Regions from separate parts of the Homo sapiens genome. Here region 2 is linked to region 1. The links are chromatin loops, found by intact Hi-C in ENCODE. Cell type or tissue: IMR-90. All regions are shown on one strand. Links, peaks and the distances in the headings refer to the core of each region. The heading gives the core; the rest is flanking DNA. Region 1 has its middle 11 kb from the start of CCN6. Region 2 has its middle 64 kb from the start of LINC02527.

Region 1 (4,400 bases), core at 80-4,079:
GAAGGAATGCATGAACCGAAAATGCTGGCTAACAAAACAAAGTGTTTATACATGGAAATGCTTCAAGAGCCCCAAAACAGAGCTCCCATGTTCTCCATGGTGGGAAAGTTTCCATCTTTCCTCTTTTTGTAACTGTCCAGAAAAGACAGAATGTTTTTGATCAAAGTGGCTTTGAATCTTTAGCATTACGTTGTCCCATTAGAACAGAACTTTTTCCCATGCAGTGCCAATCCACACATTTAGTTTCTGCAGCTCCTTAGTTTTATTGGGAATGGGGGTGGGGATGGTGGCACCATCTTGTTTGAAAGGGTTTACAGCTGATACTACCGTTTACAGTAAATTCCTAGAGTGGGAGGAGGAAGTGGCACATTTTTGGAGCAGCTAGGTGGCTGGAAGAGATTCTCCTCCCCCAAGACTGGTCAGAGGTCCTGTGAGAATGGGAGCTGCTCACCTCTCCTTGGCAGTGTGCTGGGCTGGGGAGGTGCCAAGATATCCCTAGCAGCGACTCCAGCCAGGGAGATTGGTCCCTAGATGCAGCATCTTCCAGTGCACCAATGTTCTCATGACCCAAGGCTGGTACTGAAATAGCAGGATTGTCAAACCTGAAGGAACCATTGCCTGTGGGCTGCAGGGACCTGGAACCCTGACCCAAACCAGGATGGAGGAGGTGCCCAATAATGATTATGATTCAGCTGTCCAACAGCTCAATAAAAGGGGGACTTGGAGTTACATGCGACTTGATTTAAGGGATTCTAAAAATATATTTATTGTGAACCTGAGTTTAAGAACTGATATTCTTGCTTACTGAAGGTGGACATACTAACTTTGGACATAAAACCTGAGGGGCAGGTAAGGGCAGTGTCTGTGTGCCTGGCATGCACAGGACACAGATGGCATTCTGAAAGCCATCATCCAGGACTGAAGAGTTGCTTTCCACACTCTGAAACTGTGACACGAGATTCACTTTGGAGAGTCTTTTGTGGATGAGCCTCATCAATTAACAGTCCTAGTGTGTGTAAGCGTGAGCTCAGTTTTGTTCTGTCAAGTCTTAAGACAGCATTTGATTTAGCAGTTGATTCAATTACATTACATGTGGATTTGGAAAAGTGGTGTGTGTGTGTGTGTGTGTGTGTGTGTGTGTGTGTGTGTATTTCTTTTAAACAATGATGTAACCTTTCTGAATTCAGGTGGAAACTGTCTTGATTGACCTCCGCGTACCAGGACAGATTAATTAACTCTTAGTTTCTTTCGTGGAACATACGAACACACCCTGAGCTCACTGAGAGCTCACAGCTGGTAGGAGAGGAGGCTCCTCTTTAGTAGGCCCAGTGTGTTGTTTGCCTCTTTCCTAATCTGTTCATTCCACTTAATTGTATCCCGATAACGACACAATTTGAGCAAATATTAATTTGAGCAAATATTACTAAAACTGATGATACACAGATACATGAAGAAAGATATTTCCAATGGAAAGAAAAAGCAAAATGCTTGGGAAAGATTCAACAGGAAAAGCTGCTTTAAATGTGTTGTTGAATTATATTTGATGGTTATGAGTACAGAATCTAAGATTCTTTAGTCAAGATGTTTTACACTGTCTCTAAATTCTCATTTCACAAAGGAAACTCAAATGAGACAACATGGAGGATGCATTATATGTGTGGCTCATAAAGAGAGGGAACAATACAGCACTCTAATCAGCACATCTATATTCAAAGAAAGGCATTGGCTAAATAAAAACACTGGTGAGTAAATAGACAACTCAGTTCCCTGCTAAAATAAAATGTTTGTATAGGCAGGACTCCTGCGAGAGCCCCTTTGACTGCCCGTTGAGCGCCCTCTGCTGGCCCGGAGGGAAGGGTGCCACGGAGGGGACGGCGTCAGGGCCCCACCCACGGTTTAGTTTCAGATCAGCGCTTTTCAGTTCCAAGATACAGATTCCGGTTCCAATGAATGCTGGTTGAAAATACGGCCGTGGTTTTAAATATCATGAAACTATTTTACGTCCGTAGTACTTTCATCTATTTTTATAAGAATGTTTTGTAACTGAGAAACCTAAAGAGATGATGAATTTCCCCCACCGCCCCCGACTATTTTGCCTTTCAGTGACGCGGTAATATTTTACGATAGGTGCCGATTCAAATCAGTGGCTTTCAGAAAGTACAGCTGCTATTCTTTGGTGCCGCTATTCAGAATGACAATGTGAAATAAAAATGATTCTGACTATGGGAAGGTCTGATCTTCCTATGAATGAAAACAATCATGTGGGCCACAGAGAGCTCTCTCTTTCCAGCTATCGAGGGACTTTTTGCAGAGAGAGAAAAGGATCCTAAAGCCATGTTCCCGATACTGCAGACTTGGCGAGATGGCGGCGGGCTCCTCCCACCTCTGCGGCAGCGTCACAATCAATAATGCAGGGCTCTGCGGCAGAGGAAGCGCCTGCTTTTATATAGGGGCGCCCGGACCCCAGAGCAGGGCTAGTCCCTTAACCCATTCCGCCATCTAGCGTCCGCAGGGGCTCATGGCAGGTTGGAGCCGGACAGTCTGGAAACTGCAATCTAGATTTTGCAGAAGGGTGACCTTTAGCCTTCTGCAAAACCTAGATCTCACTTAATGTAGATCTCACTGAAGAAGGCAAATAAAAAGTGAGTGGAGTGTTTATTCATTTTCCTGTAAGATTAGTAACTTTAAGGCTAAAAACTCTAAAGTAAGTATTTCCCAAGCCCCTGCTGTAAGTCAGTCATGTTGTGGGTACCAAGGCTATGAAGATGTCTCAGTCTCTATTTTCAGTGACCCAGTCTAGTAGGGACAAGCCATATGAACATATGCCCAGTTAAATTTGAATTTCAGGTTAACACGGAATTTGTGTGTGTGTGTGTCCCATATATGCTAAAGCAGTTAACTGGGCATCTATTATTATCATTATTTTTATAAGCAAAATCTTGCAACCGTGCATATAAACAGATGATTGCAGTATGGGCTTTACAAGGGCAGGGTGGCACGCTAATTGCTTGAGGAGCTTTGCTGTGGGTGCTGGTTAGGAAGCGTTCTCAGGGGAGAAGTCGCTTGTGCAAACTGCTTATCAGATAAAGCAGTGGGCAGGGTTGTCCTGGTAGAATCGCATAAGCAAAAGCAAGAGGCTGGGGGACTCGCAGTACAGCAGGTCTGTGCTACCTGAGCTGGCAGGTGAGGCAAGGATAGTGCAGGGGTGAGGTTGCTTCATCGTGGAAGGCCTTCTACTGTGCTTCCCAGGAGCTGGGTTCTATTCCAGGGGGAGTGAAAAAGGGTTTTGAGCGGGAGAGTGACATGATCTAATTTGTGTTTAAGAAAAAGAGATCAAATGGCAATGTTGAGGCTGGACTGGGGGAGGTAGGAAGCTTGGAGGCAGGGAGGCCTGAAGGAAATTGTCTAAGGTGAGTGAGCTCAGAAAAGTAGCAGAGCTTGAAGGTGAATGAGGGTCTTTTGACTCCAAGTCCAGGATGCCTGTCACTGTCCCCATCTAATTGAATTATGATTCACATGTGCAAGCATTTTACAAATCAGGAATGACACACCACATTATGCATACTTTTCCTTCTCTGAAAGATTAGCTTCACCCACATTTGGAAATACTGGAAATTTTTCTGTCCTCCTCTTCTCTTGCTTCTCCTTTGCATGTGGTCGGCCTCGGTGTCTGCCTCTGATTAACTCAGCCCTGTTTCCCACACAGAGCTCCCCCTGCAAACCAGACTAACAAGGCCAAGTGACAAAATGAATTATAAACCTCTGAGATATTTGGCCTTGTTTTCCTTGGGCCACAGCCTGACTTTTTTAAAGGCCCTTGGAATGAGGACACCTGTTTATTTTCAAGGAGACTCTGACCCAAGCCCCACGCAGATGGCTGGGCAGAGCATTTTGTGGTGGTCAGAGGTTGCTCATTTTTGGACCTGGTTTATTAAAAGTTGGACAGGGGACCAAGCAGAGCCTGGCACCTCTTTGTCCCTCCATCCATGGTGGGGGGCATTGGCAGCACCTTAGCACGCACAGAACAGCCCCTCAGAGAATGCACAGGTGTTGATTAACAAGGCTTGTATACACGTTAGTGGAGGAAGAAGAGAAAACAAACCTACTCTCTCATGCACATGTGACTAGAGTCACGTTGGGATCGTGAGGCTAGTGCTTTGTAAAAAAAAAATGGGATGCTTTTAACAGAAAGACATATAGAAAAAAAGGTAAGTGAGATGTGCAATACAGTCACATGTCACACAATGACGTTTTAGTAAATGACAGTCCTCATATACAAAAGTGGTCTCATAAGGTTATAGTGTAGCTGAAAAACTCCAATCACCTAGTGCCATCGTAGCCATTCCAACATCACAGTGCAATGCATTATATGTTTGTGGTGATGCTGGTATAAACAAACC
Region 2 (4,400 bases), core at 316-4,315, 70 kb before region 1:
TCAATTGAGTTCTCTGCAATGGTCCAGATTTCTCTTCATTTCAGAAATCCTCAGCACCGATATTGGGAAACTCTTGGCGTTTGTTTCCCCATCAATGAATGGGCCTAACACAAAGGAGAGTAAGATTCTTGGCCGTGAAGGACCTGGGGTCTGGAATAGATGTGCTCCATCTGCCAAAGCATTTTCCCCATATGGCTGAGATTTTTTTCCTACTAAAAAAAAGAAAAAAAGAAAAAAAATGACAACAACAACAAAAAACACTTACTCAGCAAACTGCACAGCAAGTCATTTGTGCCAATAAAATGACAGTCATCTTCAAGGCCACAGGCTAAAAATATGAATTATCAGGTAGAAATTGGCTCTAGGATAAATATATTTTTCTTCATTCCCTACTCCTTCCCACAATCAATCTCTCTCCCTCTCACTCTCTTTCCCATCCACACATGTGTGTGCATACTCATGTGCACACTTGCACACTCATAAAAACTGGAGTTTCCAAAATTTCCCAGTTGGTTGAGAAGCAGAACCCAAAGTTGGGTGAGGAAAAATGACTCATTCCCCTAGGTTTGGTTTTTACTGCCAGAAAGCAGATTTTCAGGAAGGAAAATCATATGTCCCAAGCCATCACCAAAGTAAAATCAATCAAATCCCCAGTGTCTGCCTCAGAATCTCCATGAGTCTGTGGTCTAGAGTCAGGCAGTGACTAGTGGTTGTGTGAGCTCCAGAATACTTTGCTTCGTCTTGTGGGATGTTATTTTCTAACAGCTATTGACAATTTTCATTTCCGCGTGGCAGGGTCCATGTGGTCAAAAGAACTTGACCTAAGCCTTATAAAATCACCAATGTGATGTTTTTATTTGGAAGCATGTTTTGCTGAGGCCATCAGAGTGGAACTGAGAGTTTAGTGGGCTGTGGTTCAAGGAACCACACTTACATGATGGTTTACAAGCAACTCAGCCTTCTCTGAAGGACGGCCTGATTTAGCCATAAGCGAAGAGTCTGGGCTCTGGAAGTTCAGTCTGAACAAAGACTGAGATAGGAATGCCTAGGGCATTTTTTGGGTCTCCATCTCCTCACCTGTGAAGTCATATGGACAATAATTAGTAAACAGGAGCACTGAAAGGATTGGCATTTTTGAAATGTTAAATGTTGTTTTCTTCAGCTCCAGCAACAACTGTTTCTTGTGACTTTCTGTGGGACTCTGAGGAATGTTGGGATGATAATCACAGGAACCAATGGCTGCCTCTGGAAAGCCCATAATTCTGCACATTCATGGAGCTTCACTCTGATTCCAAATCCAGAAAGACCACCATGTCACTTATGGAGACACTTGAAATCCTTTCCACATCTTCACTCATCACGCCTGGGGTGAGAACTAGGAATACGTGAATAAACCAATAACACGTTACTGAAGTCAGTTTCGAGTTTTGCCTGCTATGAACTTAGAAACAACTCCATTTCTCTCAGCACTAGATGGCCTGTTCAGAGTGTATGTGTGTGTGTGTGTGTGTCCTCATGTGTGCAGAGACAGAAAGAGACAGAGGGAGAGAACGCAATATTTAGTTTTGAAGATATTACACTTATAATTATGCTTTCAGAAGCCTGTTTCTGGGAGTACCACAGAACAATGCAGTTAGGTTACCCAAGGAATAAAATCATTAAATAGGGCCGTCCTCTGGTTTTTCCTCCAAACCACTGTCTGTGTGTTGTTCAGGGGAAAGAATCTCAGCTTATTCACAAGTGGCACTATCTTTCCACAGGATGTTCATTGTTTTGAAACTAGAAGAAAACCTCAACAGCTCTGAAGTATATAATTATGCTTTCTTATTACCCAACAAGAATGTTCTCGGGAGTGTTGTTGCGATGACTCGCTTGCGAGTGATCTGACGGAAGGAAGGGCGGCTGAGGAGGAGAGGAGGAGGGAGCAGAGCTTGCCTTCCATGCCACTTACTTTGTTGTCTGACAGCTCTCACAGATTTGTGGCTTGTCCTCAAGTAGACAGCCTAGGGAGATTTTTGGTCGAGGGTTCCCAGTCTCCTCCATGTCCCCCCACCCCCGCCCCACTGTTATCAGTGTAATAAGTGATTTCAGAGTATTAGGGGAGATTCCACTGCCACTGAATCATGTACAGACTCACGGCCAGATGATGACATCAGAAACATATGTGTTAGTCTGAAGGCAGGACTTTGCCTAGGAAATGAGAACAAGATCTCCAGCCGGAGAATTAAGGACCCAGAGGCTTAGAAACCACCCCAAGAGGAGAGCTTCTTTATCTTTCCCCTCCAGGCGGAAAGTCACCTAAAATTTTCTCCTTAGATGTTCACTGTGCTGTTTTTAAATATTTCTAGGAAAGCTCTTTTAGAAAGCTAGGATTTAAGTACTTCACAAACAAGGCAAAGTTTGCATGTAAGGGATAAACTCTGCATGCTCTAACTCATAATTACCATGATTTTATAAACCTGGCATTTCCTAACCAAGCTTTATTTTCATTTGGAGCAGTATCTGTAAGTGAATTCTTCATTAATCATGTTTGCCCACCCATATACCCACCTGTATTTTTAAAAGGTGTATTATTCCCAGATATGTGTTTATATAGACACATCACAATATTATTCCAAGTGCTTTTTATCAGGCCATGGGACACATTTCAAATCACTCTCTAAGTTGACATCATACTTGAGCCTTATGCAGACTGTGTGGTTTCCATAGTAACAAAATCACTTAATGGTGTGAGAAACATGTGGAAGATTATAGAAAAAAAGGAGAAAATCTGAATGGAACAAAAGGCAGGAGCTAAAGTCAAAATTTCTTGGAATGTAAGAAAATTTTTATTGTCGTTTTATTTATCTGAAAACATGAGTACAAACTCTCTTGATGCTACTGGGTATAAATTGTGTCAGTAAAGGATGACCTTTAAGCGTCCAAGGTCACCTTACCCCAAGCTATAGTCTTACAGATGCCTGCACTTCTCATTGTGTGTGTGTGTGGGTGTGTGTGTGTGTGTGTGTGTGTGTGTGTTTGAGCATATGTGTATTTCTGTATAGCTATATAAGTATATACACGTATATGCATTTGGAAGATCCGTGGTCTCTTTTTAAAAACTGGTTTCACCATCTTAGATCCGAAACAGGTAGTAAGGTACTTTCTGAAAGACTTACCTTATTTTCTCTTTGTGTACACACAAACACCAAGACAAGCTAAATTCTTATTTGGGTAAATAGTAATGGTGTACTTGGAAACACCTCTCATTCATTCAGTAATTTATTCATTGGAGACATTTATTGAACATCTCTTGTGATAGACAGAGTCCTTGTACCAGACAGAGAGCTGTAAGCAGACAATTATGATAACTGTGAAGTGTTATGTGGGTAATCTATGAAAAGTTTAGCATGTAATCTTCCTGGTCTCTTTCTTCTTCTTCTTTTTTTTTTTTGAGATGGAGTTTCGCTCTTGTTGCCTAAGCTGCAGTGTAATGGCTCGATCTTGGCTCACCACAACCTCCACCTCCCAGGTTCAAGCGATTCTCCTGCCTCAGCCTCCCAAGTAGCTGGGACTATAGGCGCGTACCACCATGCCTGGCTAATTTTTTGTATTTAGTAGAGGCGGGGTTTCACCGTGTTAGCCCGGATGGTCTTGATCTCCTGACCTTGTGATCCGCCCACCTCGGCCTCCCAAAGTGCCAGGATTATAGGCGTGAGCCACCGCTCCTGGCCCCTGGTCTCTTATTAGGTCCTCCCTGTGACAAAGAGCTCACATTTTCCATGTTTCCAGTCCATGGGAAGCTCAACTGGCAGCTTAGGTCCCTTGCCTAAGGGATTGCAAGCACTTTTGTAAAAGGGTTGGGTTGTCGGGTCTTTCACTTATTAGGTTCCATGAATGAGGAGATGTATGTTCCTAGCCCTGTTTCTCCTACTATTCTAATTAGATGAACTGAGTAGACAAAAATAAATACAACATAATCCCAGCACTTTGGCCTCAGAGTGATGAGGAGGGCAGGATTAGCTGGGGATTTTAAGACAGTGTCTATGTTGGTGATGCCTGATTAAGCAAAACACCAACTTTCCTGGACGATGCATTTCTCCCTTTGGTTTTGTTAGAAACTGGAACCAAAAGGAAGCCCTTTGCGCCAACTCTTCTCAGTGGTAGGAGTTGAGACCATTAGTATTAGAGCTGGAGAAAATGTCGAAACACCTCCTCTAAGGCTGGCAGCCTGAGTAAATTCTGAAACCCTCCCTCAGTTCTCAACAAACAACTTGATGGTTTTTGAGGTCTTCTAAGAAGATGACTCTTCCTGGGAAGGCGAGCCCTCAATGGCCACTAGAGAGGGATTAGTGATGATGCTGCAGCCTTCGAGGTAGGTGTGCCCAAGAATACATCAAAGGCATTAGAACCGACTCTGG

The links. Peaks named below come from ENCODE experiments on the same cell type or tissue, not always from the same donor. Only the 100,000 strongest peaks of a DNase experiment are listed, where the experiment ranks them.
Region 2: a loop joins it to region 1, with 4 times the contacts of the local background. A loop is called at or near these places in 3 of 110 quality-filtered maps.

The regions. Positions count from the first base shown.
Region 1 is chr6:112,041,351-112,045,750 of GRCh38, forward strand. No RefSeq gene overlaps it. Among named protein-coding and RNA genes, the nearest start is that of CCN6, 11 kb to the right of the region's middle. RefSeq lists a silencer at 2,415-2,514. In IMR-90, for the core only: CTCF peaks have their summits at 1,839 (motif pointing left) and 2,502 (motif pointing left); DNase peaks (open chromatin) are centred at 1,851, 2,421 and 3,741; H3K4me3 peaks cover 889 bases; H3K27ac peaks cover 490 bases.
Region 2 is chr6:111,971,454-111,975,853 of GRCh38, forward strand. No RefSeq gene overlaps it. Among named protein-coding and RNA genes, the nearest start is that of LINC02527, 64 kb to the left of the region's middle. In IMR-90, for the core only: no CTCF peak of the experiment used is centred there; DNase peaks (open chromatin) are centred at 2,128 and 2,688; H3K4me3 peaks cover 615 bases; H3K27ac peaks cover 1,451 bases.